Regions from separate parts of the Homo sapiens genome. Here region 2 is linked to region 1. A link is an interaction called in ENCODE POLR2A ChIA-PET data of the cell type or tissue named here. Cell type or tissue: PC-9. All regions are shown on one strand. Links, peaks and the distances in the headings refer to the core of each region. The heading gives the core; the rest is flanking DNA. Region 1 has its middle 140 kb from the start of UCHL1. Region 2 has its middle 83 kb from the start of LIMCH1.

Evidence for each region. ChIA-PET counts read pairs that join two places held together with the same protein. Peaks named below come from ENCODE experiments on the same cell type or tissue, not always from the same donor. Only the 100,000 strongest peaks of a DNase experiment are listed, where the experiment ranks them.
Region 2: POLR2A ChIA-PET joins it to region 1 with 11 read pairs; 5 of 35 experiments call an interaction of 5 or more read pairs at or near these places.

Annotation. Positions count from the first base shown.
Region 1 is chr4:41,386,306-41,401,868 of GRCh38, reverse strand. It overlaps a transcript of LIMCH1 not described here and the pseudogene RPL12P20. Among named protein-coding and RNA genes, the nearest start is that of UCHL1, 140 kb to the right of the region's middle. In PC-9, for the core only: no CTCF peak of the experiment used is centred there; a DNase peak (open chromatin) is centred at 7,158; H3K27ac peaks cover 1,678 bases.
Region 2 is chr4:41,447,178-41,462,740 of GRCh38, reverse strand. It overlaps a transcript of LIMCH1 not described here. Among named protein-coding and RNA genes, the nearest start is that of LIMCH1, 83 kb to the left of the region's middle. In PC-9, for the core only: no CTCF peak of the experiment used is centred there; no DNase peak of the experiment used is centred there; H3K27ac peaks cover 451 bases.

The DNA of each region.
Region 1 (15,563 bases), core at 2,381-10,380:
AAAATCACAAGCATTCTTATACACCAATAACAGACAAACAGAGAGCCAAATCATGAGTGAACTCCCATTCACACTTGCTACAAATAGAATAAAATACTTAGGAATCCAGCTTACAAGGGATGTGAAGGACCTCTTCAAGGAGAACTACAAACCACTGCTCAATGAAATAAAAGAGGATACAAACAAATGGAAGAACATTCCATGCTCATGGGTAGGAAGAATCAATATCGTGAAAATGGCCATACTGCCCAAGGTAATTTATAGATTCAATGCCATCCCCATCAAGCTACCAATGACTTTCTTCACAGAATTGGAAAAAACTACTTTAAAGTTCATATGAAACCAAAAAAGAGCCCGCATCACCAAGTCAATCCTAAGCCAAAAGAACAAAGCTGGAGGCATCATGCTACCTGACTTCAAACCATACTACAAGGCTACAGTAACCAAAACAGCATGGTACTGGTATCAAAACAGAGATATAGATCAATGGAACAGAACAGAGCCCTCAGAAATAACGCCGCATATCTACAACTATCTGATCTTTGACAAACCTGAGAAAAACAAGCAGTGGGGAAAGGATTCCCTATTTAATAAATGGTGCTGGGAAAACAGGCTAGCCATATGTAGAAGGCTGAAACTGGATCCCTTCCTTACACTTTATACAAAAATTAATTCAAGGTGGATTAAAAACTTAAACGTTAGACCTAAAACCATAAAAACCCTAGAAGAAAACCTAGGCATTAGCATTCAAGACATAGGCATGGGCAAGGACTTCATGTGTAAAACACCAAAAGCAATGGCAACAAAAGCCAAAATTGACAAATGGGATCTAATTAAACTAAAGAGCTTCTGCACAGCAAAAGAAACTACCGTCAGAGTGAACAGGCAACCTACAAAATGGGAGAAAATTTTCGCAACCTACTCATCTGACAAAGGGCTAATATCCAGAATCTACAATGAACTCAAACAAATTTGGATAGGTCTTTTTTAATAAAACAAAAAGCGGGCTCCAAGAACACTTAAATATATTTGGCTATGAAATTTCTGTTGCAAATTTCATGGTGCACGGTGTGATTTGTGGCTACTTTCTCATATTCTCATCAAAATATATCCAGAATTGACATTCTAAAATTAATTTTCTGTACCTTCCAGTTTGTTTTATATCGATATCTATTTTAAGATCTATCTAGAAAACATCAAGTAATGTTTAAATTCTATTCTACAGCCCTTGGCATTACCGCATAATAATCATTTTAACTACTGGTGGTGTACTACACTTCCTAAAGAAACTGCATTAGGGCTCCATTCTCCTTACCCTACACATAATAAGAGAGAGAGTACAAAACAGAAAAATTCCCTACATTCCAGCTTTGCATGCAGTGCAAATTGCCAAGCACAACATGTAATTCTTCAAGCATTACTTATGACAGAGTCCAATTTAAAATAGATACCTTCCCCGACATTCATAATGAACAAAAAACTGGAAAAAAATTGACAGAGAAAATTATGCATTTTATGGTTTTTGGGAAGTTGAATACAAAGGTAAAAAATTTTCCAAGGTACCCCATGACACAGTTTAGGAACTCTCCCTGGACTTCCATTTTTTTCTCTATAATCTGACCTCTAAGACCTTTTAAATTTTAAGATTCTATGCCCCTATTGCTACTGTTTCTTTAAAAAATGCAAAATAATTTCAGTTGTATATTTTATTTCCTCAAGTATTCAGATACAGTATAGGATAGCCGTTAGGGGCACAGTCTTGGTCCAAACCTTGGTTTTATTACTTACCAGCTGAGACTTTAGGAAATGTAATCTCTCTAAGCTTCAGTTTCCTCCTCAAAAAAAGACCAAAAAAAAAAAAATGGAAATGAAAAGAGTATCCACCTCGGCCGGGCACGGTGGCTCACGCCTGTAATCCCAGCACTTTGGGAGGCTGAGGTGGGCGAATCACGAGGTCAGGAGATCAAGACCATCCTGGCCAACATGGTGAAACCCCATCTCTACTAAAAATACAAAAAAAAAAAAAAATTAGCCGGGCATGGTGGCACACTCCCAGCTACTCGGGAGGCTGAAGCAGGAGAATCACTTGAACCCAGGAGGCAGAGGTTGAGGTACACCGAGATCCCGCTACTGCGCTCCAGCCTGGCGAAAGAGCAAGACTCCATCTCAAAAAAAAAAAAAAAGAGTATCCACCTCATAGGATTGTTACAAGTAAAGTTAGCTGAGTAATATATATAAAGTCCTGTTCTCCATCAGTTTCAACACATACATGTTAAGCAGTCATTAATCATTAGCCAAAATTTTTATTACATTATATTACCTCTTCTCTTGAAATGTCCATCTAGAATCTAAAATATTTGACCAGTTACATGTGTAAGATCTTCATAACTAGAAAGTCTTATTTCTCCTAACCCACAACTGTCTTCACTTATTTTAACTGAAAGGATCGCCCAACTTCTTCCATCTCCTTACTTCCCAGATTCCCTCAGGCAAACCACAATATTTCTTCACCTTCTGAGTTCCCTCCCTTTTCTCTGCCCCCTTCATCCTCTCTATTCTTATGGGTTTTTTTTTCCTTATTTGTGCCACTGAGCAATCTTAATATAAGAAACAAGCAAATAAATAATGAAGTCTGAATTGTAGAAAACAGCATGCTTTTCAGAATAAACAACAGGCTGATTTGCACTAGGCCTCACATGAAAATCAACCTCCTTACTTTATAATAACATCCCATGCCTCTGCTTTCCCCTTTAAGCAGGCAAGGCAACAAAAAGCACATTTTAATTTACCTCTGCAAAGCTTAAATAACACCTCACATGGTGGCACAGCAATGGGCACCCTGTAAATGTTAATTAGCTGAAATCTTTTCATAGAATTCTCCTTTTATGTTTCTGGACACCACAACACAAAGAGTTCCTAGATTTTGCCAAAATTAAAAAGGAACTGTCTTCCTGTTAGGCATTTGGGGTTGTTTGCTGCTTGTTGTATTTAGGGATGTGGGAGGGAGCAAGCGAGATGGGTATTTTTAAGTCTTCGTCAGTATCCCACCTCAAAGAGACACTTGGGATGGGAGACTTGGGAAGAGAATATTTATTTCACACTCTTTGTCCACCTTTCCCTACAAGATGCTGAAAGAGAACAGTGTGTGCTTTGGAATTGATTATCAGAGGCCTGTCAGGTAGCTCACTCCAGGCTCAGCAATCAGAGAAATATGCACAAAGCTACCTTGTGCAGAACCTAGGAACCTCTCAGATTTCAGTTCAGATGCAAAAAAGACACGCACTGTTCGCATTTTCCCAGGGTCTTGGCCAACCTTTTTAATTTTACTGCTCACTCCCCATTTGAACAGCAAAGTTCTACTCCTAGCCTCTATAAGAACAAAAAGAGATATGTGAGAAAAAAAATACCAAATATGTTGCTTTAAAATAAATAAAATGGTAACATTATTCACCCACAAAACTCAGTTGGATGACGGAAAAGTACGGAAATTGATGAGCCCACAGTCTGGCCACCTTAAAACCCTCAAATATTGATGTCTCAATTTGCTAGGATTACCTGTGCTTGAGAAAACTCTTCTCATGGCACATGTATATATATGTAACTAACCTGCACATTGTGCACATGTACCCTAAAACTTAAAGTATAATAATAATAAAAAATAAAATAAAAATAATAGAAACTAAAAAAAAAAAAGAAAACTCTTAATAAATGAATGGGATAAAGGGATGAATTCCAAGTTCTTCAACATTTCTTTTTTTTTAATTTAAAGTATCTGGGCTCATGCAAGAATAGCTGTGATGAATCTGGTACATGGACATGGGTTTGTATCATATAATTTACCTTTCTTTTCTACTATTGATAGTTCAGATGTTGCTAACTTAAAGAGCAGGGTACAATCATTAAAATAAATTAATATGGTCTAAAAGGTCTTTTCAGCTCTTTATTTTTTTACATAATATAAAAATTGTAATTCACCAGAAAGACATAACCATTATAAACTCTACGCATCTAAGAAAATAATCTAGAGAAATATAAATATATAAATGTCAATACATATGTCAGACTGATAAGATTGTAAGGAGAAATTGACAAAGTCACCATCATAATGGGAGGTTTCAGTACAGCACATTCAATTACAAATATGCCAACGAAAATTAGTACAGCTACAGAATATTTGAACAACACAGTCTAATAACCTTGTTTTTTTTTTCTGTATCTGTACTTCTTTTATTTTTCCTTTTCAGCTCTTTAAACACACAAAATTTTCATACTGCTTTTATGAAACAAAACTCCAGATGTTAACAAGGGCAACTTAATGTCACTACATTCCCACTCTAATCTGCTAAATCATTTCAGTAAGTTTGGAATCCATAGGGCTAAATATTACTGAAAAACACTGCATGTAAATCCATATAACGTATTCTGAAAAAAAAACTTCAGGAAGGGAATTAATACATCTTTACCAGTTAGGATGCTTTCAGCTGTAAACAAAACAAATAAACCTGTCTCAAACAACGAGGATATATATCTCATGCCATAAAAAGCCCAAAGTGAGAAGGACCCAGAATTAGATAATCCTGTAGCTCAGAACATACTAATTTCATTCTCAGGCGGGTAGCAAAATAACTGCAGCAATTCCAGGCATCACAACCAGACACAGCAATGACCAAAGGAAGAAAGGCAACCTTCTCTCCGTGTCTTTCTTAGAAGCAAGGAAATCCTTCATAGAAGCTCCCTCAACATTAGCCATGACCAAACCAATGGCCCAATCCTTAACTAATAAATAACCAGCAAGGAGCACAGGAATGCCATGAGTGGCTTAGGAGGAGGGACTTGACATAAGGGAGTCAACTGAAATGACCATAGTGGGGTGGACTGGGTGTCAGGGAATCAATCACAATAACCATTATACTCCAAACATACCTGTCTTCTCAGAGCTTGCTGACTTTTTATTTATTTATTTTTTTTTTTGAGACAGTCTTGCTCTGTCACCCAGGCTGAAGCGCAGTGGCACCACTTGGCTCATTGCAACCTCTGCCTCCCAGGTTCAAGCGATTCCTGCCTTACCCTCCCAAGTAGTTGGGATTACAGGTGCCTGCCACCACACCCAGAGCTAGTTTTTGTATTTTTAGTAGGGACAGGGTTTCACCATGTTGGCCAGGCTGGTCTCGAACTCCTGACCTCAAGTGATCTGCCCACCTCGGCCTCCCAAAGCGCTGGGATTACAGGCATGAGCCACTGCACCTGGCCTTCAGAGCTTACTTTCTAAAAAATGCCCAGACACAGATAAATATCAAAGTCAGGTGCAAAAACAAACAAACAAACAAAAGAAAACAAAACAAAAAAAAACCCGCACAATACAATCACGAAACAATCTATCAACTTTCTATCCCCACAGAGGGTTAAGTGCATCTTGTTGGGCTGGGAAGGGCTCTGAGCTCAGCATATTTAAATAGGTCAGTAGCAAATGCTGCTTTCCCCAGCAAATGACACATATAAAGAAGAGAGGTTTAGTAGAAATAGACATGCAGATTTCAATCTTTTGCATTTAATACATTGTTATTTGGGTTATATCTGTTTATTTTTGAAACCTTAACAAAGTTTACATGTTGAAACAACTGGAAATGGTATAGGAAAATGAAGGAGGTTGGGCAGAAGAAATATCAACAATCGTATTAGGATGCAACTCACACAGGAAAAAAATCCTAAATCCTTCTCTTGGCTATGAGATCCTACAGATCCGGCCCCACAAACACTCTGACTTCTGTTACTGCTCCTCCTCACTCACAGCCCCACCCTGGCTCCCCTTGTTGTTCCCATTACCGGGGAGCTCTTCTCCCAGGTGTTCTTATGGCTTTCGCCCTCATTCCTTTCAGGTCTCTGCCCCACTGTCACCTTCTCAGTAAGACTGTCCCTGATCACCTTAAAACACAGCACATTCCCTTCCCCAAATAATCCATATCTCCACTGCCCTACTTTATTTTTCTCCATGACACTTATCACTGTCTGACATACATTCTTGCCTCTTTTTTGTCTTTACCCTCTAGAACCTAAGTTCCCAGAAGGCAGGAGCTAGCTCCCCAGGAGCTAGAAAAGTTCCTGACATATAGTAGATGCTCAATAAGTATTTGCTGAATGAATGAATGGGGGTGACATGGAGCCATAATAGAAAAAAAATACACTCAAGACTTTTATAAAAGTATGCCCAGACCTAAGAGCAGGAAAATTGAGACCCAGCTACCAAGAAGTATTTAATAGAATAGTATATTTTCCTTTCTCTCATGAGGCCAAAAGTAAACACAATTATACTATCACTAAAAATATTCGGCCGGACACGGTGGCTCATGCCTGTAATCACAGCACTTTGGGAGGCCAAGGCGGGCGGATCACTTGAGGTCGGGAGTTCGAGACCAGCTTGGTCAACATGGTGAAACCCCACCTCTACTAAAAATACAAAAATTAGCCAGGTGTGGTGGGTGGGAGGGGTGGGCACCTGTAGTCCCAGCTACTTGGGAGGGTGAGACAGGAGAACTGCTTGAACCCGGGAGGTGGAGGTTGCAGTGAGCCGAGATTGCGCCACTGCCCTCCAGACTGGGTGACAAGAGCGAAACTCCATCTCAAAAAAAAAAAAAAAAAAAATTAACTTCTACTAGTCTAGCTGATGAAGAAAATCTATTGTAAAAATATAAAATAGTCTATCAAATTATAGTTCTCCAAGGTAAGCTTCAAGGAGTCAAATCAAATTATTTTGCTTAAATTAACATTTGAAGAACCATACAACATAGACAAGCCTGTTCTCTTTCCCCTCCTTTTTCTTTTTAAGAGAAACTGGGCACCCCAATACTATCTTTAAATTCATCTGCAGTTCAGTTTCTCAGATATCAAGAAGTATGTCTTGTCCTTTTGGCCAAAGAAAAAAGTGAAGCCGTTAACTTAGCTTTAATGACTCAGTCCACACAGATTTTAATGGGAACTCATGCTAGGTCCTTAGTTTCTTTTTGGCTAGGGACACAGGCAGTGTTCTTGTTCTGAGCACCATTTGTAAATGCCACTTCCTGCTGCAAGGCCTCCAAGCACTCAGATTCCTCCACCACGAAAGATGCTCTATGAATAATCTACCCTTCCCTACATATTCCCCAATTACAGAATGAAGAGAGCTATTTAGGTGTTCCCCAAAACATGTGATTTCCAGGGGAACATTAAGGTGACTCATAATAAGGAATCTTGAATTAAAGGTCAGAGAAGTACCTACAATCCCCGATCAAGAAGAGCAGTAATTTCCTTGGCATTTTCACTTCTACACTCCTTCCCACTACCAATCTCAGGAAATCCAAAGGTTTTAAATACCAAGCCCCAGAGTACAGCTGCACAGCTTTTACAGCTTGCAGAGAAGTATGATAGAGATTTTCAGATTAGCCTTAGTCAACAATAGGTCTTTATTCTGTAACTCCTATATGAAATTTAAGAATTTAACAGGTTCCAAGCAAATGAATATTTCATTCTCATTTCAGAGTATAATAAAAAGTCCTTTTCATTGGAAGGGTTTAAGTGTAACCCAAGAATCTAACTTCTGATTCTATCAGAATACCACAAGCAGGGTCCTATGGAAAGTGTTCGTTCCTTAACGTTCCACAGCAACCACCTCAACAATCTTCCCTGAAAGGTATGGTAGGACTCAATCAAAACTGTCAATAATACATAAAACAGAACCAATTTTGGCCTAGCACACTACGGAAATGGAAGGAAAATTCTTTATGTAGTTACTTTAAAACTACATAAAGTAAGTTTACATAGACAAAGAACTCAATCCCAAAAATAAAAAGTTGCCCCCAGATGATATAAAATTTCTACTTAAACCCAGATACTTCAGACACAAGGATATTTTATGTTATTCCCAAACCGTTGTTATTTTTCCTAATGACACAGTAAAACGAGTTCCTGAGATAATTCAATTGAAAGGGTTCCATTTTATACATCTCCTAAAGATGGAAAAGTCTAAGCCAGAGGATAAAGATACATTTTGAATAAAAGAAATTTTTATTTCTTTTTATTCAAGTATCTTCAGGTCTTTCTAATTTTACAGTTTATATTTATATATACAATTCTAGATGATTAAAAGAGGGATACATTTTTATAGGTTAAAGATAAAAGTGTTTTTCCTTCTGTTATATGTCTTTAAAGCCATGGTATTTGTTATAAGATATTCAAGCTCCAAATGAAACTATAATGCTCTATTCTGTAGAAGAAACTCTCATTTTCTTTTATTCCTAGCAGGCTTTCAGCCATATAGTCTCCATCATGGGACTAACTAGCTATACATGAGTAACTGGAACACACATCTATATAACTAGCCCAGTGTTTGAAAGGTACATTTAAAGAGATTGCCTTTTAGGACCCATAATAAAGGAATTCTTTATCAAAGGACATTCTAAAGCCAAATGCAACAATCCCATGCTCTACTAATGCACACTTTATTGCCGTGACAGTGACATTCATGAAGGGCAGAGTAGAACCATCATAATTTACCACCAGCAGCAGCAGCCACATTGTCTACCAAAGGGAAAAAAGACACAGCACACTCCTCCTGGCCACTTCCTCCCAAGCAGGTAGGAGAGTACACATTCAACGAGGAAAGCCAGAGACAACAGGCAGCCAACAAGGAGTAAGTCAACCTTTCCTAGCAACACTCAATGTCTTCATCATGAATGGGCTCTGTAGTCATATCACAAAGTTGGCACATAAAGTAAACATCTTTTCTTTGCCTTTAACAAATTCAACATAAATTACATGTGCTCGACCAAAAAATAAAAGATATATAACATTTTCTTTTTTCTTTTTTGAGACAGAGTCTTGCTCTCTCACCCAGGCTGGAGTGCAGCGGCGCGATCTTGGCTCACTGCAACCTCCGCCTCCCAGATTCAAGTGATTCCTGCCTCAGCCTCCCAAGTAGCTGAGACTATAGGCATGCACCACCATGCCAGGCTAATTTTTGTATTTTTTTGTAGAGACGGGGTTTCACCATGTTGCCCAGGCTGGTCTCGAATTCCTGACCTCAAGTGATCCACCTGCCTCGGCCTCCCACAGGCTGGGATGACAGGGGTAAGCCACTGCGCCTGGCCTATAACATTTTCAATAGTGTGGAGAGTTTAGCCTTCCATTTCACTGGATAAGCATATGACCCTAGATGAGATGGAAGAAGACTGCCCCTTCAATCAGGTGGAGTTCCCACATGCCTCTCATAATGTAAGTAACTCACCAAGCTGAGTTTAATTCAAAGACACACATTTTTCCTACAACATGACTCCAAATGAAAACTAGCTACTCTATCTGTGGTTCAAGTAAGCAAACAGCATCCCTTGCTGTTCTTCAGTTATACCAGGCAAGTGCTGTCTCAGGGCCTTTGCACACACTATTTCCTCTATCTGGAATGCTTTTCTCCAAAATATCCATTGAGTTTGTCTGATGTGGCTCTTTTTCTCACTTCCTTCATGTCTTTACATTAAAGTCATCTTCTTAGGGAGGACATCTTTAGACCTCTAAACTTTTATCAACCCTCCAATACTTTCTTTCCTGCTTTATTTTTTCCATAGCACTTAATACTATTTTACAGATAATACATTTTGCTTATTTCTTTTATTACATCCCTACTAGAATGTAAGCTCTAGGAGGGCAGAGATTTTTTTAACTGTTTTCTCACTGCTGTATTACCAGCACCAGAAAAATTCATGTTAAATACCTATTAAGAAAACAGTAATCTGCCCTAATGCTGGAAGAAAACCTGACATGTTAATCTTCTTTCAAGGTATCACATGGTTCTCATTCACAACATAGGGCATTTTCAAGAGAATTTCAGGAGTAGTTTAAAAAAATTATTTTGGAATAACTTTAGATTTAAGAAAAGTTGCAAAGAGAGTTCTCATATGTTCTTTATCCAGCTTCCTCTAATATTAACATCTTATCTAACCATAGTGCATTTATCAAAACTAAGAAATTGACATTGGTACAACACTATTAACTACAGAATTTACTTGGATTTCACCAGTTTTTCCACTAATGTCCATATTGTATTTAGTTATCATGACCCCTTAGTCTCCATCAATCTGTGATAGCTTCTCAGTCTTTGCTTGCTTTTTACGACCTTGACACTTTTGAAGGGTGCTTGGTTGGATACTTTGTAGAATGTCCCTCAATTTGGGCTTGTCTGATGCTATGTCATGATTAATCTGGGGCATAGATTTGGGAGAAGAATACCACAGAGATGAAGTGCTCTTCAGAAGCACCATGACTTGTTGGGAAGGTTCATCTTGAATACTTGATAAGGTGGTGTCTGCCAGATTTCTCCACTGTAAAGTTATTATTTTTCCCTTCCCCTAGTCTGTCTGTTAAAAATGAGTCACTATATCAGCCCACATTCAGTAATTTTAACTACACACAATGTTTGTTCTATGTGCTGACGTTAGAACCTAATTTCTGCAAAAATCCACCTCTACTTTAACTTAGTCACCAAGAAAATAGAAGGTATATAAAATCCAGGTGGCACGTTTTGAAATTGCCAACAATTGGATCAGCAACCAGCTATATGATGTAATTATGTCTGTGACCCCAGTCAACATAGGCTTCACACAAATGAAGAAACTAGAGCACTTAAGGATTAAAATATTTTTCCAATATGGCAGGACAGGTCAGCTAGTGAGTTGAATCCAAGAATAATCCCCTACTCTATATCCTTGGCAGTGATCCAAACAATTTCTTGATTTGTTGCAACTGGGTAGTGGCCTTTATTCTATTAAATGTGTTTAATCAATAGCATTTATTTAACAGTATTGTAGACAGAAAAAAAAGTGTGTGGCAAACACTGTTAATTGCTCCCGAGTTCTTCCCACATAAGAGAATCCCTAATTGGTACTTTAGGCACGTGGCTGCCCAGAATAAGGACCATATCCAAGCCACTCTTAGAGCTAGGTGTGGCCATCTGATTATATTTCAGACAATAAAATGTAAGCATAAGTTCTAAACTTGGCACAGAGGGCTAACCACTGTTCCCCATGAGCTTGGAGTCCACTGAGAAGGAAGGAAGCCCACACTTACAGGTAATATTTGCCCTAATTTTCAGATAAGGAAACCAAAGTTTAGAGATGTTAAGTAACCTACTGAGTACCTAACTATTCAAGTGGAAAAGCCAAAAGGAAAACCAGGTCTGATGGAAACTTTAGGAATGTCCAATGAAATAGAGGATACAACGTTAGATTCTAATTTCAGATAAAGTGATATGTTTACAATAAAAAATTTGTTATTCTTTTGAAATTCAAATCTAACTGGGCATCATGTATTTTTCTTTGCTAAATCTGGCAACCCTAATTGCCAAAGCCTAGGTGCCTTGATGCCATCTAATAATGCATCCCTTGGTAACATTGCACACCACGCATGGCAGACCTTACGCACTACATGAGAAGTATTTGATGAGTTGAGTTGAACTAAGCAGAACACATAAACACAGAAGAAACAAACAGTAACTCATCAACAAGATAAAGAAAACTGTACTCCCCGGAATTCCAGGGAGGCAGAGAGGCTCCCCAGCATGAGGAGCGCTCTCGCTCTCTCTCTCTCTCTCTCTCTCTCTCTCTCTCTCCCTGAGAGAGATGCAGGTAGAGCAGAAGATTGGACCACACAGGGTCACCCAAGCTTCAGAAAGTAGTGGAGTGAGAGGCACAGGACAGCAAGATGGCAGAAGGGTCACAGGAAGGGACACCTAGAACTTGGGAGAGCAGGAATGTCATGTGCTCTGTAGCTAATACTTTCTTGTCTCTCCAGTTAAAAAAAAAATGGTGCTGCTGATGCTTCTGCAGTGAGTCAATTCCTTAAGGTGAATGCAGAGAAGCACCAAGTCTAGCTTTAAGTAGGAGAAGAAAGGCTTTCAAGGTAAACCATGGGGAGCCAGGGGATTTGACATCTATTTAGCTCACACCAGAAGGGAAGGTGAAATAAGCACCTATTGACTACGTCTGTCTTGGTATTTTTCAGAATAGTTCAGGATCTGGAGCAATGGCTCACAAAAAGCAGTGGTTTCCAACCTGACTAGCCAATGATCTAGGAAGATCATTGAAAACAGGAATCCTAAGGCTGAGGTCAGGCCCAGGACTCTTTTTTTATTTAATTTTATTTCCCAAAAGATTCTGATGAGCAGGCAGGTTGGGAACTTCTGTTGATGTCCTTTTGTTTGTTTGGTTGGTTGGTTGGTTGTCAAATGATCTTCACTGAAATATTTTCCTCTGTACTTAACGAGCTGTGCATTCCACCATGTCATTGTTGATGTCATCTATGAAGTCATGAGGGTGGTAGCCATCAACAACTGCGGCCCACAGACGGGGCAGTCCCCAGGATCTCTGTAATGATTCCAGAGAGTTCTCTGGCTAAAGATCAGTGCCACATTTGTCAGGCAATGCTGACAATCTCATCAAAAGTGATATTTCTACTGAGTTTATTTTTCTATTTCCATCTGTTGATGGTTTCTTGAGTGCTTTGATGACGAGGGCAGAGGTATAAGGTACCACCTCAAATTGGGCCTTATCAGTTTCACTGTAATCCTCAGACATTTCCAACCACTGGTTGCCTTAGCAATGTCCTCACCAACCTTGATGGGGAAAGACCCAGGGGGCTGATCTTAGAGGCCAGGGGTAGATGTGGCTCTGATTTTGCCACTGGTTCACCTCAGATATACGACCTTGATCTCACTGGGGTCAAACTTAGGTGGTATGGGAGAGGCAGCTGGTGTCAGAGGAACCAGGATATGAGATGACCAAAGAAAGTTGCACTCTGGCCACCTCCCAGCCAAAAAACACAAAAGTACTATAGATATCTTACCAATTTCCTTTTCAATGTTTTAATAATCAAATACCATTCATTATGTTTAAAAAAACAGCTTTATGGGCTGGGTGCAGTGGCTCACGCCTGTAATCCCAGCACTTTGGGAGGCCGAGGCGGGTGGATCACCTGAGGTCTGGAGTTCGAGACCAGCCTGGTCAACATGGCAAAACCCCATCTCTATTAAAAATATAAAAATTAGTTGGGCGTGGTGGCAGGTGCCTGTAATCCCAGCTACTCGGGAAGCTGAGGCAGAAGAATCACTTGAACCCGGGAGGCGGAGGTTGCAGTGAGCCAAGATCGTGCCATTGCACTCCAGCCTGGGTGACAAGAGTGAAACTCTGTCTCAAAAACAAAAAAGCTTAATGGATGCATAGCCTGCATACTGCAAAATTCACCCATTGTAAAAGTCCAATTCCATAAGTTTTAGTGAATTTATAGAATTGTGCAACCATCACTACAAATGCGTTTTAGACTATTTCCAACATCCCCAATAGATTCCTCCTGCCCATGAGCAGTTAATGGTTACACCCATCTGCAGCCCAGGCAACTCTGTTTTCTGTCTCTATAGATCTGCCTTTTCTGGACATCACATATAAATGGAATAACACAATGTACAGTCTTTCGCATCTGGTTTCTTTCACTTAGCATAATGTTTTTGAGGTTTGGTAGTTCATTCCTTTTAACTGTCAAACAGTAGAGTATTCCATTGTATGGATATACCACCTTTATTCTTTCACCAGTTCATAGACATTTGGGCTGTTTCCACTTTTGGGCTATTATGAATAATGCTTCTAGGAACATTCATGAGCAAGTTATTGTAGGCACATATGTTTTCAATTCTCTAAGGTAGCTACCTAAAAGTAGAATTGCTGGGTCTGTGGTAAGTTAACTTTTCTTTTGAGAGTCTTGCTCTTTCGCCCAGGCTGGAGTGCTGTAGCACGATCTCAGCTCACTGCAACCTCCGCTTCTTGGGTTCAAGTGATTCTCCTGCCTCAGCCTCCCAAGTAGCTGGGATTACAGGCATGCACCACCACACCCGGCTAATTTTTGTATTTTTAGTAGAGGCAGGGTTTCGCCATGTTGCCCAGGCTGGTCTCAAACTCCTGAGCTCAGGTGATCCACCCGCCTCAGCCTCCCAAAGTGCTAGGATTACAGGCATTGAGCCACCATGCCCGGCTAAGTTAAATTTTTAAGAATCTTCACATCAAGTTTTGACTGGCAAAATTTGTGAAATAGTTGCCAAATGTAGACTTCCAAGGTAATAACCTGCCCTTCCTTGGTGCATCACTGAACATGAGTATATCTCTTTCACTAAACTGGTGTGGATTTGTCATCAAATGCTGAATAAAACCATGCCTTCATCAGAAAACAGTCTTCCCAGAGGTGCGTATGCACAGAGAAGCTGCTGCCTTGGCTCTGTTAAAATAAATAACCCTTTAGGTTGAAGGAGGCTCATTGTTCTGCCTGGCTGGCAAGTGTTCAGTCCTGTTATTTAAGAACATGTTCATAAAAATTGGAAATAATCTACACATTGATAAAGAATAATGATTCAATAATTTTTTTGGTCTATCCTTTGATTGCTTTATGAATTACTCAATTATATAGGAAATGTATATTCATTGTAAAATAAATGTATTTATAATGTACTTTAAAATAGAAAGCATATGAGCCCCATTTACATCAACGTGCATGTACCCAGAAAATGTTCATGTAAGTAGATTTCTGTGCAAAAGGATTATGAGTGGAATGTACATACATTCTATAAAGAATGAACAATGTATGTTCTCATGTATGTTATCTGTACATTCTCATTTTCTGTATTTTCATCATTTCTAATAAGACAAATGAAAATAAATATTGTTTAACTTTAAAAAATACAGTATGCATGAGTATTTATTTATTGTCATAGATAACAATTTTTGTCTCAGAAGCCACAAACTGTTTTATTCTTTTTGTGCCTTCTGATAGGCAGCTCTTCATCTTCAGAACTTGGGAAAAAGAAGAGCCCAGATAACCCAACAGTTTCCTAACAACCAAAAGCTGCAGTGTTTTACCATAGCATATAGCTATAACAGCTACTTTGGCTAAAAACAATTAAAGTAAAGAAAACAGCATACAATTCCTTTTCCTACCATATAACAGCAGAAATCTCACCCCTGGATGTCATGCACATCAGAAACCTCACTATTGAACTGATAAGTTACCTAGGCTGTCCCTTAGATACATCTTTGCTAAATATCCATATTTTCCCTAAATGCTACAGACCAGAATGTTCCATGTGTCAGTGATCTCTCAGTATCCCACATGACGCCAGGTCATGGAAAATTGGGTTTCAATATATCCCCTCCCCATTTATACCCATCCCATTTTAACTTATTACAAAGTAATTACCAAAGAACAACAACAAAAACTAATTGTTTGCCTGTCCATTTCATAAACATATCCAATATAGGAAAGTCACAGCCAAAAAAAAGCATCACTTGTAGATTCTTCAATAATTAGAGCTAATAATTGGTGCTTACTATGTTTCAGGCATTTCTTTTAATTTTTTGTACATATTAACTCATGTATTCCTGAAAACAACCCTATAAGATAGCTGTTATAACCATAACCATTTCATAGATAAGAAAACTGATGTTTGGAGAGGTTAAGTAACTTTCCCAAGCTACTTCCAGCCTTGTCAGTCAGGATCTATGCCT
Region 2 (15,563 bases), core at 3,931-11,930, 59 kb before region 1:
CACTGGTATTTACTCCAATGTTAATAAAAGTAAATTGCTTTGTGGTTTTGGGTCATTGGTATAAAACTTGTGCTCTTTTCAGTTTATGTTATGTATAAAAGTTCAAAATTTCAAGATACATCTAGCACCAACTGATGACTTACGTATGCTTTTCTATGTGATTCAAAGCATTTTTTTAAGTTTATGTTTGAATTACTTCTGCTTTTCTATGCCAAGTGCTCTCATGATTCCTGTGGGATTCTTTTCCTCTCTTCTTCTATCATTTAACCTTCATGATGTTAGAACTTTTTTCTTCTTGAGATATCTCCTGGATTGTAATCTATTCAAGGAGGAAATCAAACCCATAAGAAGTTACATTACCAATGAAAACTCTCATCTCAAACTGTAAGTTACCAATAAAGATTTTTCTCCCAGAGAGATGGAATCTAATTAATCCTTTTTGCAGTTGCCTTTTTACTTCCTACAGGATACAAGTCAACTGGGACCAGCACAAACAACTTGAAAAGAACATTCTAGGACCAATACACAGATGTCAAACATACTGCCCCCTCCCAAATCCATCGTATCCCCACACCAGATGCTGGGGCTGGATGCACTCAAAGTTCAGCACTTGATTTCAAGTCAGTCTTTCCATCAGCCAGATGTTCAAGTAGACCGTTCCCTTTATAATTATTTATCATACAAAGAGAACTTTGCAGACTTCAAGCAGCAGCCCCTTTGGCAACACTGGCCAAAATGCTAAATAGGTTGGTCTTCTGCAAGCTGTCCAAAAACATGCTACTGATTTAGATAGTCCTGCAGAACAATCAATCATGGGTGAGGCCCTGATGAAGGGCTGTGGGATGCACATGCTCATTTCATTACGCTCTTACTTAGGTCTGAGCATTTTTCTCTTTTATGTTTTTAAACTAAGGTAATGATTTCCATGCAAAGCAAAGGGACAACATGTGAGGGAGAAATGCCACTTGGATTCATGTTTTGCTGATGGCCTTCACAATTCTAAATCCTCAAAAAAATTTTAAGGCCTTCTAGCCATCAGGAAACTGCCAAGCTTTCAAGAACCTAACAGAAATCAGGCACTGGCCCTCAACACAACCCCAGTAAACCCTGCTTCTTTTTTATTATTTTTGTGGCAGTTTGTCACAGATGTCCTAAGGGAGTTATCAGTAAGCTAACACTGTACTCGTGCTCTAGAGATTTGAGGCCAAAATTAGGTATCAAACAGCCCAGTGGGACCACGGACCCTCAGCTTCTCAAAAACCATCTATAATTTTATGTTTTTTATCTTCTTCTTTTTTAAAGTAAAAGACAATAGAAAGTGTGCAACTCACAATAGAACATCCATCAAATGAGGCAAAACCTCTTTAGTCGTTTTTAAGCAATCGAAGAAATAAGCCCAAACAAACTGCATCCAGCATTCTAGGACTCGAGTGAGAGAAGCATGGCCAACGGCATGGATTCTGCAGCCAGACTGCAGCCTATGAAACCCTGTTCAGCTGCCTCCTAGCCATGAGCAAGTCATACTAAAACACTCTCTGCCTCCGTTTGCTCATTTGAAATTGAAGGTAACAACAGTATCTACCTCAGAATGTTTCTCTGAAGATTCAACAAATTAATAGGTGCTTAGGAAGTGCTGGTGTTTAGAAGAAGGACTAGCATAGGATAACCACTACATAAATGTTCATTATTCCTATTTCCACAAAACTATAAACAAACCAGATTATTGCATCTTGAGTGTTCAACAAATAAAGGAAATTAGGAGCAACAGAGCCAGTCGGAGATCATTTGTTTTAAAAAAATATTAAAAACAACTGCAATTTCCAATGGGCCAATGTGCAGCACCTGCCACAGTCAGGGGAACTGAGGACAGCAGGAAGCTCATCAGAGCAGGCATTTCCTTGCCAGCATGCATGGCGCTCTGGCTCTGAACATCCGTCAACTACACCCACTGAAATAAAAGGCTTTTCTATAAGAGGAAAAGCCAAAGGGACACAGCTACTCAACCACTCATAATGGCACCAAATGAACCAAGAGAGGGCTGACGGTTAGCAGAGGAACTCATGATTAAAGCAGGTGGCTCTTTCGGGCTTTTATGCCTTTAAAAATTATTTATATTTTTACTTTGAGTAATTAGAAAAATACTGAAAAGCACTGAGAATCAATCGTATAACCAACACACCTAAATCTCTACTTAAAACTGACAAACAACTTAAAAAAAATCTTTTTGTGTATATTTAAGATCTATAACATGATATTATAAGATATATATATATATATATATAGATGATTACTATAGTGGAACAAATTTACCTATGCATCACCTCATTCTACAGACCAAGGCCAACGTGTAATATAGGTGAAGGATGTTCCAGCAAACCTGGGGCTCACGTAGCATGTCATGATCAACGATCAAAATATTCTACATCTGCGCTATGCAATATGGTAGCCACTAGTCACATGTGAATATTGAGTATTTGTAATACAGCTAGTGCACTGAGAAACTGAATTTTTAATTCAACTATTTCAATTTAAAGTTAAATAGTCACACCTGACTAGTGGCTACCATATTGACTGTGCAGATTTTTATAGTCAATTAGAATTCTATCTGTGCCGATCCTCTGTCTGTTGACTCTAAGATCCATATCCTACTGCCCACACCCCCTCTCTGCTTTATATCAAAGGGAACTTAAATTTCCCAGGCTCCCTTGACAGTCGGCTTCCAGGTAAGAAAGTCTCACTGATATTCATCCATCAGTGAGAGACTTGGGCGAAGACTGGGGCAGGAGGTGTGGAAAAGGCAGGAAATCTTCCCTTCCCTATCTTCGCCTCAGGTGGCATCTCTAGCAATGGTCATTTCTCCTCCATGCTCTAGCTTTCCCTGGTCAGCACCTTCCTCCACATTGCAGCTCTTACTGCAAGCTTCGTCATGGTTCTAGCTCCCACTTAGCAGCCCCTGTCTCTGGGCTGAGGTAAAAATATCCTCCCTAAGTCCCTTCAGCCCTAGGAGTAGTTAGTGGTAGCTTCTTGCTATTGTTAATCTCTGGGTTGCTTCCCTGCCTCCTGTTTAGTTCTTAGCCCTTATACCATCCACATACCTAATTCCCTCTGTTAAATTCCCTCCATTAAAATACCTAAAATGGGCTGTGCACAGTGGCTCACACCTATAATCCCAACCCTTTGGGAGGCTGAGGCAGGAGGACTGCTTGAGCCCAGAAGTTCAAGACCAGCTGGGGCAACAGGGTGAGACCTCGTCTTTACAGAAAATTAAAAATATTATTTGGATGCATTGGCACACACCTGTGGTCTCAGCTACTTGGGAGGCTGAGGTGGGAGAATTACTTAAGCCCAGGAGGTCGAGGCTGCAATGAGCCATGTTGAAGCTGCTGTACTCCAGCCTGGGTGACAGAGCAAGACCCTGTCAAAAAAGAAGGAAGGAAGGGACAGAGGGAGGGAGGGAAGGAAGGAAGGAGGGAGGCAAAGAAATACCTAAAATGATTTTTCTTTTCCTTACTGAACACTAATACACCATCCTAACTAAATTTTCCTCTTTAAGCTCTTTATCCTTGTAATTACTGCCATGAAACTCAGCCATAATCAGCATGTTCATCTTCCAAATAGTAAATGATACAAAAGTATCTCAGAAATCATAACTTGTACAGTGCCAAGCATGTTATTGGCAGTTTTGCATATCCTAGTTCCTTATAAGAACTCTATGAAATCAATATTATTTTTCCCATTTTATAACTGAATATAATGAGGCTTAGAGAGCAACTTCAGCAGGTTGAACAGCAACTAAATGACTCAGGATGCCTCAAAAGTTCATATAAGTTCATGCAAAGTCATTCCACTCAAGTACACTATTTAAACACTGTCAGTTCCTTCCCATTGTCTCAGGAAAGAGTTCAGCTTCCTTAGCCTGATATTCAAGAAAGGACTCACAATCTATTTTTTTTTTTTTTTTTTTTTTGGTGACAGAGTCTCATTCTGTCACCAGGCTGGAGTGCAGTGGCACAATCTCAGCTTACTGCAACCTCCGCCCCCCAGGTTCACGCCATTCTCCTGCCTCAGCCTCCTGAGTAGCTGGGATTACAGGTGCATGCCACCACGCCCAGCTAATTTTTGTATTTTTAGTAGAGACGGGGTTTCACCATGTTGGCCAGGATGGTCTTGATCTCTTGACCTCGTGATTGGCCGCCTCTGCCTCCCAAAGTGCTGGCATTACAGGCATGAGCCACCACGCCTGGCCCACAATCCATCTTTAACTCACCTTTCCAGCCTTGGCTCCTACTCTCTCCTTGCCCAAACCCAAACTGAACTATGTGCTGTTTCCTGCACATATGTGATTAGTATTATTCCACCCCTATTCAATTACTAGGTACCTCTCAAGATCTGTTCAAACTTTGATTTAATTTCAACATATTTATTTGGTTTTTTTACAAGTCACTCATTTTAATCATTTTGTAGTAGCAAATAAATTGGAAGCAAGATTAATGTGCAAAAAGAAGGAGATTGGCTTGTTACAAGTTCTTCCTTTCATCGAGTGAGATACTATGCATCCATTTTTTTAAAAATTTTGTGGGTACATAGCAGGTGTATGAGGTACATAAGAAGTTTTGATACAAGCATACGATGCATAATAATTACATCAGGGTAAATGGGGTCCATCATCTCAAGCATTTATCCTTTCTTTGTGTTACAAACAATCCAATTATACTGTTTTAGTCATCTTATCAACATACTTATTAATTGCCTCCTATTTTCAAAATATCTTTCTCTTTCTTGCCCTTCCCTGAGGTTTCCCATTTCGTAGTTCCTCATCTATTTATCCATTATTTGCCTTATAGTCTAGTTATGTTCTTATTTTAATACCTTTACTAAATAACAAAGTCTTTGAAGGCAAAGATGCTATTTCAAGGATTTTTTTTAAATCTCCAGTCAGATGATTTGCAAATGTTTTCTGAATGGATTTGCATAACTGTTCACAAATGCAGCATCATGTGATTTCTTAAAAGAAATGAAAGTCAAAGGCCATGGCTTTGTCCAAAGTCTACCTTCACCTTCGTTAGGGATGTGGCCTCCAGAGCCAAACTGCACACTGCCTACGTTCTAACTCAGCCCCAGCACTGAGTGACTCTATGATTTGGGCTAAGCTACTTAGCCTCCCTGGGCCACTGTTTTTTCACTTATAAAATAAAAATAATAAAACTACTTGCTTCAGTACTATTGGGAGGATTAAATGAGCAATTTATGTAAAGTACTTACAACAGTGCCTAGGACAGAAAAAATGCTCAAAAAATGTTAGTTCTTATTAATATCACATCACCTCTCAAGCCAATGGTATAATGGACCCAGTTAAAATCCACATAATTTCCCTACGTTATATAAAAATATCAATCCATAATTCTCCTCAAGGTCTCTTTCTAGAGGCCTCCAGAAAATAAACTGTCTATACCTATTCAACAAGATAATCAAATTTATTACAAGCAGAATAATGTCAGTAAGACTGTGAAAGCAAGATGAAATTAATTGCCAATTGAGAAATTAAGGTATATATTTCAGAAAACTTGTCTAAATTGAGAGCTATGTATCTAATAAACTCAAGAGATTTGTTACATCTACTGTAGAGAGCACACGTGCATTTTCTCTGTATCTAACCAAAGTATAAGTTCTGAATTTTCAGGTTTGATATGCCAGGTTCCAAGTAGAATTTCCCTTTGTGCCCTCAAGCTCTGATGGTCTTAGCCTCTGTGACAGAGACTGCTGCTCTTACATAGGAAGAGAATATTGTCTTCACACCTTGAAACTCAGCCCCCATACTGTGAGGGAGCCCGGGCCACATGGAGAGGCCACATGTCGGTATGGTGGTTGACAGTCTCGCTAAAGTCTCAGCTGACCTGTAGCATCGACCACCAGACATGTGAGCAAACAAGCTTCAGATGATTCCAGCCCCAAACCTCTGAGCTGACCCAGCTGACAGTGAGTGGAACAGACAAGCTAGCCCTGCAGAACTCTGACCAAATTGCTGGTCTGTGAGTGAAACAAATGCTGTCATTGTTTTCAGCCACTGTTTTGCCATTGAAAGTAATGCTAAAAAGCACAATTATTTTGCACCAACCTAATAACTAGAGCAGATGGTTTGTTATAAAGCAGCAGCCCATTGATAAAGGCAGCATCTCCTCCCTCCCTCTGCCTTAGCGTCTCTGTCAAAACTGCAACACTGGTCAAAGAAGATGGTCAAGGGCATACAGTATTGTTTTCAATCTAGATGAGTCTGATAAAAAAGCAATTTTGTCTGATTAGTTGCTTAAGACAAGGCATATTACTTGGTGTACCCAGGGAATTTGCAATTGCTCTTTTGGGCATGAAAACATCACACACATGCACACGCACACACCCAAAACAATCAAACATAATAAGAAAAATGAGAAAATTTGCATCAAAGATGCAAATAAAACTATCCAGGGTGAGGCCAAAAACAAAAATTGACATAAACCTAAAATTTAAGCTGTGTGAGAAATATAAACCTAGCCATGTTTCTGGAAAATGGCCATTAAAGCTCATGCAGCTATGGAGTCGTAAGTTTTACAACCTCAGTAGGCCAAATCGTCTCACTGACAAACTCACTATTGCCATCAAAGATACTGATCCAGCTGTTTCACTGGTATTACAAGAACTCATGCAGGCAAAAACAAACAAACAAAACAAACAAACAAAAAAAAGTGTGTCTCACATCCAGGAGTTAAATAAAATTGGAAATAAAAGAATGTTGAAATGCAAATTCACTAACCAGGTAAGTAATTTTACTAGTCATTTTAAAGGAACAAGAGATTTCTTATGTGTTAGTATCAAGTCAGAAGGTACCACCATTGGATATCTTGTCTGAGGTCGAAGAGTCTTTCTTTAACAACAGGTTAATGTAACTACCATGATTAACAAGACTCTTGACATTACAGACTAACTACAGCAGTAACAATTTAGGATTTGAATAAGTCACCAAACTCAAAACATTAAATTAACTTGTGCGCTGAGTCGAAGCAACTAAATGCAGAGGTCCTCATCAGCATGTTTGCCATACAGCTGTTTTATTTGGGTTTTTTTGTTTTTTGTTTTTTTGTTTTTTGAGTCATTTTAGGCAGCGTATGAAATAACTCTAGCAGACAACTCAATAAATGATGCCAACCACCTGGAAATAGCTGAGCGTTTAAGCCACATTCTTAGAAGCTGATTAGAAAGAAACAATGAAAGAGCATCTGCAGCTGACCTTGCACCCAGCAGGATGAAAGCAGCGTCCTCTTCAAATACCCATTCTGACTTGTAAAAACCCAGCTGAGCAGTGTTTCTCCCCACTCCATACAATCCAGCCCCACCCTCTCTGCCCCTGGACTGTTTCCAAACTAATCACTCCTGGCTCACCCCTCTCCTTTTAGAGTTAAGGGGAACACACCCAGATGTGGTCAACCAGAATTTGCTCACAATATTGTTTGATACATTAAATAACAAATCATCCTTTTATCTAAAGCCATACTTTTAAACACTATAATTGATAGCAGCCTCCCTTTCTTCATTTCAGAATGATCTGCTATTGTTTTCCTTTTAATCTGGAAAAGTTGCATTCTAGAGAATCAACTACACATAAATATTTATAATACTCAAACCCATAGAGAAATACAGTACATTTTATGACTGTATCTATGGTATTCATGTCAATAACCCCAACTAATCAGTCAAAGAAGCATGTCTTCATGAAATTTGACCACACAAACACACACACACACACACACACACACACACACACACACATGTACGCATACAAGCACAGCTATAAAACTCTCAGGTATACATTTTCTGTGCCATCAAAGCATTTAATGCAGAATCAGAGAAGGTCAGGATTTCGATCTCTCATCTTCTCACCACTGAGCATTGGATTGCCCTTAAACCATACCTACCATGCATTGAAAACAGCCTAATAATCAGATCAGATTCACAAGTGCTTTCTAGAAAATAGCTTGCTGTGAATGTTGACGTGCCCTGCATAGCTTGCGTCTCTGCTTTATCTTTTAGCAATAGCTGTGAAATGTGCACTGCCACTAGATACACTACTTTGACACATACTCAGGGGACTGTTTGAATGCTACAGATTTCTCCCAGAGCTTGGGGAAACACACCAGGAGGGGTGCGGCATCCTCCAGCACAGAACGAACAGCTGGCCACACCTACTCTCAAATATGCAGTAGTTTAGCTCCCAGATGCACATTCTCTCTCTCTCCCTCTCTCTCTCTCTCTCTCTCTCCCCCTCATCATCCACCCATTTGAAAAACACTCCATTTTTATTAATTTCCATTAGCAAACATAAAATTTTTTTCAGAGTGCAAGTGGAAGTCTTTAAACAATTTCTTTACCAACTAATGAAACAGAAATCATTTTAGTTTAATAAAACAGTGATCAAAGAGAATCACTTGGCTGTTTAATTTACGCATTCCCTTATTTACCAGATTTTATCCCAGTCCTGGAAGAGATTTACATTGTAGCAGTGGATAAAAACATTACATGTGCATGTAACTGCTAATGATGGTGAGGGTCATGAAGGGAGCATGAAGGCACTTACGGGAGAGAATGTGGTGAGGGTGGGGGGCATTGAAAGAGAATAACAGGGCACAGGGAGATTGATTGACATGAAGTAGGAGGGGAGGACCAGATAGGCTTCTCCAAAGCAGTGATATTTAAACTTAGATAGGAAGGATGACTTGGTGTTGACCAGAGTAAGAGTGTTGGAGGAGGCGGGGCAAGGAGAGAAGGGTAGAAGAGGGGAGGCAGATGGAAAACGAACAGAAGCGTGGAAAAAGAAAGACTGTTCCCTTCAGAGAAATGAGATAAATGGAGGCACTCAGGCTGGAGATTCATCCTAAGAAACAAGCTTTAGATAACAAATAAGTGAGTGACATGAGAGAGTATTAATACCTTTAATGTAGGAAGAGGTTATACAAGCAAGACAAATATCCCAAAAGAGAAAAGAGCAAAGGATATAAACAGAAATCTCACAAAATCAATACATACATGCAGTTGACCCTTGAATAACACAGGTTTGAACTTCACGAGTCCAGCTACATGTCAATTTTCTTCCGCCTCTGCCATCCCTGAAACAACAAGACCAACTCCTCCTCTTCCTCCTCAGCCTGCTGAAAGTGAAGGCAATGAGGATAAAGACTTTATGATGATCCACTTCCACTTAATGGATAGTAAATATATTTCCTCTTCCTTATGATTTTCTAAAGAACATTTTCTTTTCTTTAGCTTACTTTATTGTAAGAATACAGTATATAATACACATAACATACAAAATATATGTTAACTGACTATGTTATCAGTAAGGCTTCTGGTCAATAGTGGGCTATTAGCAGTTAAGTTTGAGCAGAGTCAACAGTTATACACAGATTTTTGACTAGGTGGGGTTCAGTGCCCATAATCCCTGCATTGTTCAAGGGCCAACTGTATATGTGTGTGTGTATCTATATATACGGTATCTCATAATTACCATTTTTTCCCTAACCCACTGACAAAGATGAAGAGGTTGGACAATCCCAGCACTGGGGCAGGTGTGGGGTGAAAAGTCCTCTTGTTTGCTGCAGTCCTTCTAGAGCACCACCTGGCCACCGATAAACAACCTACGTTAGGTACATATCCTTTGTGTCAGCAACAGCACTGAGTATCATCAAGTAAGAAGGGTGTGAATGATTTCCCAGAACACAGCAGGCACTGAAGTATTCACTCAAATATTTATCAAGCACCTAAAACATACATGGCACCGGTACCGTGGGTGCTGCAAAGATGAGGAAGATCTTCTCCACCCTCAAGAACCAGCTAATCTATTGAGGGCAACAGAAAAGTACACATTTAGATATAAGACATGGTGAATATTAAAAAGGCACAAAAACTGCTATTAACAACAGAGGACCCCAAAAAAGGAAGAGCCATCTGATTTTGAGGGATTGAGGAAGGCTTTGCAGAAGATTTGGCATGTGAAACTGGCCTTGCGGTGCAGAAGAAGGAAGGAGGTGTTGGATTTCAGGAACTCCTGAGAGTGGAATGGTGAACAAACAGGCACTATCCCTGCCTCTTAGAGTCTACAGACTGGCAAGGGCATTAAACAAGTATGATGAGAAGACAAAGTTCAGGGAGCTAGGAGAATATCATAAAGGCAATTATCAAAAAATACAACAAAGCCCAGTGTTGATGAGGATGCAGGGAACTGAAACTGAAATATAGCACTGGTAGAAGGATAAGTTGGCATAATCACTTTGAAAAGCGACTGACCACCTCTCACACAGGGACTTGTACATCCAGAGACAATGAAGTGCTCTAGGGGCCATTGGCAGGGAAAATATTCTAGGTATCCGTGATGAAGAAATCCATGTACCAAACAGCTATAATGAAGGCTTATGAAAGGAAATAAGGCCAAGTCTTCAAATGAGGGCTGGAAACAGTTAAAAACATGAAGCTCAGCTTTATTTGATAAATTTACATAAATAAAATAAGGAAGGAACTTCAAAAAGGAGAGAAGATGTGGCTGGGCATGGTTGCCATAGTAGCAAAAACATGCTTTTGCCTTTTTGTCAGTTCTTTCAATATGATACTGGAGGGCAGTGGGGAGAGGCTCTACAGACTAGAGCTGGAGCCTAGGGGAAGAGCCAAGCGGGGACTAAGTTGTTTGATCCTGAGAAGAAAAGAAGAAAGAGTTTATCCAGAAAGCGTGCCTAGGGCTTATGAGGAGGCAAAGTGGTGAATGAAGCCTCCCCTGAGAAACAAGTCCAACTGGCAGAGGCTTCCCAGCATGGAGACATCTGGAAAAAAGGTAAGAAGATGGGGCAGGTGGGAGCTTAGCTAAAGGGATGAAATTTTGTGCAGAATAAAAAAGACGAAAGGAAAGGAAAGAATGCAATAATTGAACATACAGTGCTACCCCGAAGGTAGAGGTTTTAACTGAGAACTAAAGTAACAAACATCAAGGCAAGTGTTTGAAACCAGGAACTGCAAATCTGTGAATTGCAAAGGTTTCCCATTCTTTCAAATTTAAAATGTTTCTGCTTTCAGCTGTAGGATTTGAGATGAAAGACGCAATGTTGAGTGTTTGCACAATAGGCCAATCCTCAAATATTCCTGAACCAGCACTCCATGGGGGAGAAGGGAGAGAGGAGAGGTCCCGGGGGTGGGAAAGACTCTCAAGAGTTGGAAATGCAACAGAATATAGCAGGACGGGGGATCTGTGAGCCTTCTTTCGACCATAAAAATAAAAGTGTTTTAAAATAATTACCCTTTCGGGCCGGGCACGGTGGCTCATGCCTGTAATCCCAGCACTTTGGGAGGCCGAGGCAGGCAGATTACCTGAGGTCAGGAGTTTGAGATCAGCCTGACCAACATGGAGAAAACCTGTCTCTACCAAAAATACAAAAAAAAAAAAAAATTAGCCAGGCGTGGTGGCACATCCCTGTAATCTCAGCTACTCGGGAGGCTGAGGCAGGAGAATAGCTTGAACCCGGGAGGCGGAGGTTGCGGTGAGCCAAGATCGTGCCATTGCACTCCAGCCTGGGCACCAAGAGTGAAACTCCATCTCAAAAAATAAATAAATAAAAATAAAATAATTACCCTTTTAGGGTGTTTCTTATTTTTTCCATGTAATGTAAATTTTCAATCATCTGTATTTCTAAAGACTAAAGAAGGAAAAGGAGACCTTGGTGGTAATGAGTTTATTTTATGCAGTCTTTTCTCATAATAGTATTTCAGCTTCTACACTTCCTCTATGATGACCCATATACACAAAGGGAATTATCAAATTGAGAACTCAATCTGTCCTGATAAAGGACAATCTTAGACAAATTCAAGTATGTAAGTACCCAAACTGTACAGCAACATCCCCTACAACTTTTTTTTTTTTTTTTTTTTTTTTTGAGAGAGAGAGAGTCTTGCTCTATGGCCCAGGTTAGAGTGAAGTGGTGTGATCTCAGCTCACTGCAACCTCTGCCTACCGGGTTCAAACAATTCTCCTGCCTCAGCCTCCTGAGTAGCTGGGACTACAGTTGCTCGCCACCATGCCCAGCTAATTTTTGTATTTTCAGTAGAGACGGGATTTCACCACATTGACCAGGCGAACTCCTGACCTCAAGTGATCCGCCCGCCTCAGCCTCCCAAAGTGCTGGGATTACAGGTGTGAGCCACCACACCTGGCCATCATCCCCTACAACTTTTACGTTGCTAAATTAAATGTTCTTTAACTTTGATTCCCTCTACTCATGCAGCAAATTTACTCCACAGACGCTCATGAAGTGCCAACTATATGCCAGTGACCCCACTCCATTCTCTTACCTTCCCTAATGTGATTTACCCATATTCTTCCAGGTCTGATCCCATTTTACAAATATTCTAACTTTCTAAGGCCCCAAACCCAATAAATCTATAAAATTGACTTGATGAAATAAATATAAATAAATCTTAAATAAAAAGAGAAATATATCTTGTTCCTAACTAGGAAGATTTGACATTATAAGTGTATCAAATCTCCCTAATAATATATAACTTTAATTGTGTGTCAATCAAATGTTATGGACTGAATTGTGCGCCACTCTGCAAACTCATATGAAGTCGTAACCCCCAGTACCTTCAGAATGTGACCTTATCTGGAAATGGGGTCATTACAGATGTAATTTGTTAAGCTACAATGAGGTCACACTGGAATAAGGTGGGCCTCTAATCCAATGTGACTGGTGCCATCATAAAGGGGGAATCTGGGTACACAGGCAGGCATATGGGGAGAATGTCAGGTGAACCTGAAGAAGGCCAAGAAGCCTGGCACAGATCCTTCCCCACAGCCCTCAGAAGACATCAACCCTGCCAACACTCTGCTTTTGGACTTCCAGCCTCCAGAACTGCTGAGATGATAAATCCTGTTGTTCCAGCCACCCACTTGGTGGTAGTTTGTTACAGCAGCTCTAGCAAACTCATATGATTAGTGCCCAATCAATAAGCTTTAATGTTTGGAGATCTGAGGTTCAAGTTACTTCACAATCTGGTCTCAATCCATTTTTCTGGATTTTTTTAACTATGACCAAAAAGTGGCATCGACATTCTAGGAATCTATCCCTAGGAAGACATGCGGGAAAGTGCAAAGATTCATGTATAAGGGAGAATATACTTATCAACACTGCTGTAATAAGAAAGTAAGAGAGAGAGAAGGTGGGGAGAAAATGTAAGCAAGGTACAAGTCCAATCCCTGGGGCCTAAAATGGGAAACAAACAAATAAATATATTGTTACAATAAACAGGTATAGCTGTTAAGGGGAAAAGGAGGTAGGCCCATCTAGCTGGGCTTCAGAGAGTAAGGAAAACTAGCAGAAGAGGTAAACCTGGGCATATGCTGTGTGAATTAGACCAAGTTCGCCAGAAAGACGGGGACAGGGAGAACATTCCACGTGGAGGGAAAGTCAAGATAGTGGGGTGTCATCGGGAGAGAAAAGCCAGCATCTGGGAGCACTGCCTGGAGTTCTGCAAGGCCAGAGAGCAAGGAGTGGGTTGGAAGGGTGCCAGGGGATGAGAGAGAGAGGTCCAGGGGTCAGCTGAGCCCAGACCAAACTGGGCCTGTATACGCTAACTGAAGGCCATCAAAACGGGAGGGAGGCCCACAGAGGCTGAGTCACAGGGGCGTGTGGAGAAAATACCAGCTTTTTTTTTTTACTAAGTGCTGAACTCTGTGTGTGTTTGATAATGTAATACTGTATCAGTACAGTGGCATACATCATTTACAAATGTTTTATTTTCTTTTTTTAAAGCCTGAAATAGAAGTCAACAAATGTATTTCCATCTACGTAAATTGGGGGTACATGCTCAAAAGCTTTTTTACTGAATATTTAATAAATAAAGAAAGTTTGGAGACCACCGTATCAGCCTACAGATGCCAAAGTTCATCTTTTCTCTCGAGGTGTCCGCTGACGCTACAGCCTCAGCCCAAGAAAGGAAAGGTTGGGAAATGATAACTAAAGGGTACAAGGTCTCCTTTCAAAGTCATAAAAATAATCCAAAATTGATATGGGTGATGCTTGCACAGCTCTGTGAATATACTGAAAAGCATGATTTGCATATTTTAAATTGATAAAATGTGTGTTATATGAATTATTTCTCAATAAAACTGTTACCAAAAAAATCTTTAAAAAAAAAAAATTAATGAATTGTGCTTCCTTACGCACTGACATACTGCTTCTGATTCTTGGGTCAGTGCAGGCCAAGGAGAGAGCACTGTGATAAATATCTGTGAGGAAACAGACAAGCTCAGGCCCTGAACCTGCAGGTATAATGTAACTGCAGAATCAGAGACTCAAAAGCTGTGGTTGAGTCTTCGAGCCTTCTCAATCAGACATCACCCTAGCCTCAACCAGTCAGCCAGACCTCTCCAATTTGGGGTGGGATTTTGCTGGTCCCACCAACCTAAAGCGAACCTAAAGCTGAAGCTCTAGGAGAAATACAGGAAAGTTACCTCCTACATCATGACTGCAGACACCTCTGTGTAGACACACAAGAGAGAGCAATAATGCAAAAGCTCCCAAAAGCTCCTACATTCTACTCTGCATTTTCTACTCCATTTCATTTTTTTAAAGTGTTACTCCCAGGCTGGGCATGGTGGCTCACTCCTATAATCCCAGCACTTTGGGAGGCCAAGGCAGGCAGATCACCTGAGGTCAGGAGTTTGAGACCAGCCTGGCCAACATGGCAAAACCATGTTTCTACTAAAAACACAAAAATTAGCCAGGCGTGGTGGTGCATGCCTGTAATCCCAGCTACTAGGCAGGCTGATGCAGGAGAATCACTTGAACCCAGGAGGCAGAGGTTGCAGTCAGCGGAAATCGCGCCACTGCACTCCAGACTGGGAGACAGAGGGAGACCCTGTCTCAAAAACGAAAAAAAAATGCTACTCCCAACCCACTAGCTTGATTTCATTACCCTCGTGAAGGTCACATCCAGCAGTGTGAAAATCACTGTTCTAGAGGTAAGTTGGTAAGACAGACAGACATTTGTCTCGATATTCTCGTCTCCATGGTCCCGCATTTTCAGGATCCAGAATTAATCTACTCAACAAGAATTTTCCTTCAGTTTAATAAAAGATGTGACGATTAACATATGTTCTGTATTACGAAAAACAGATTTTTAAGAGCAGATGTGCAATTCCCAGCTCCATTACTTTATTAAAAAAGAATATTTGGTTTTCCTTGAAGATTCCATGAATCACAGTCATCTAGTTTGGATTGACATCACTGCATTAATAATAAAAACAGCATTTTGCTGCCCAAGGTTTGTCTTCTTTCCAGATATAGACAAGAACAGTGATCCTGTTAAAGAAGCAGATATCAGTATTTAACCCAACTTACCAAAAGTCCTTGTCTTTTCTCAAAACACTCGCTCCTCTTGAAATGCAATGAATAAATTTATTTGTTGTTGGGTTTTGGGAGCGCTGTTTGTTTGTTGTTGAGACAGGGTCTCGCTCTATCACTCAGGCTGGAGTGGTACAGTTAGTGGCCATCTCA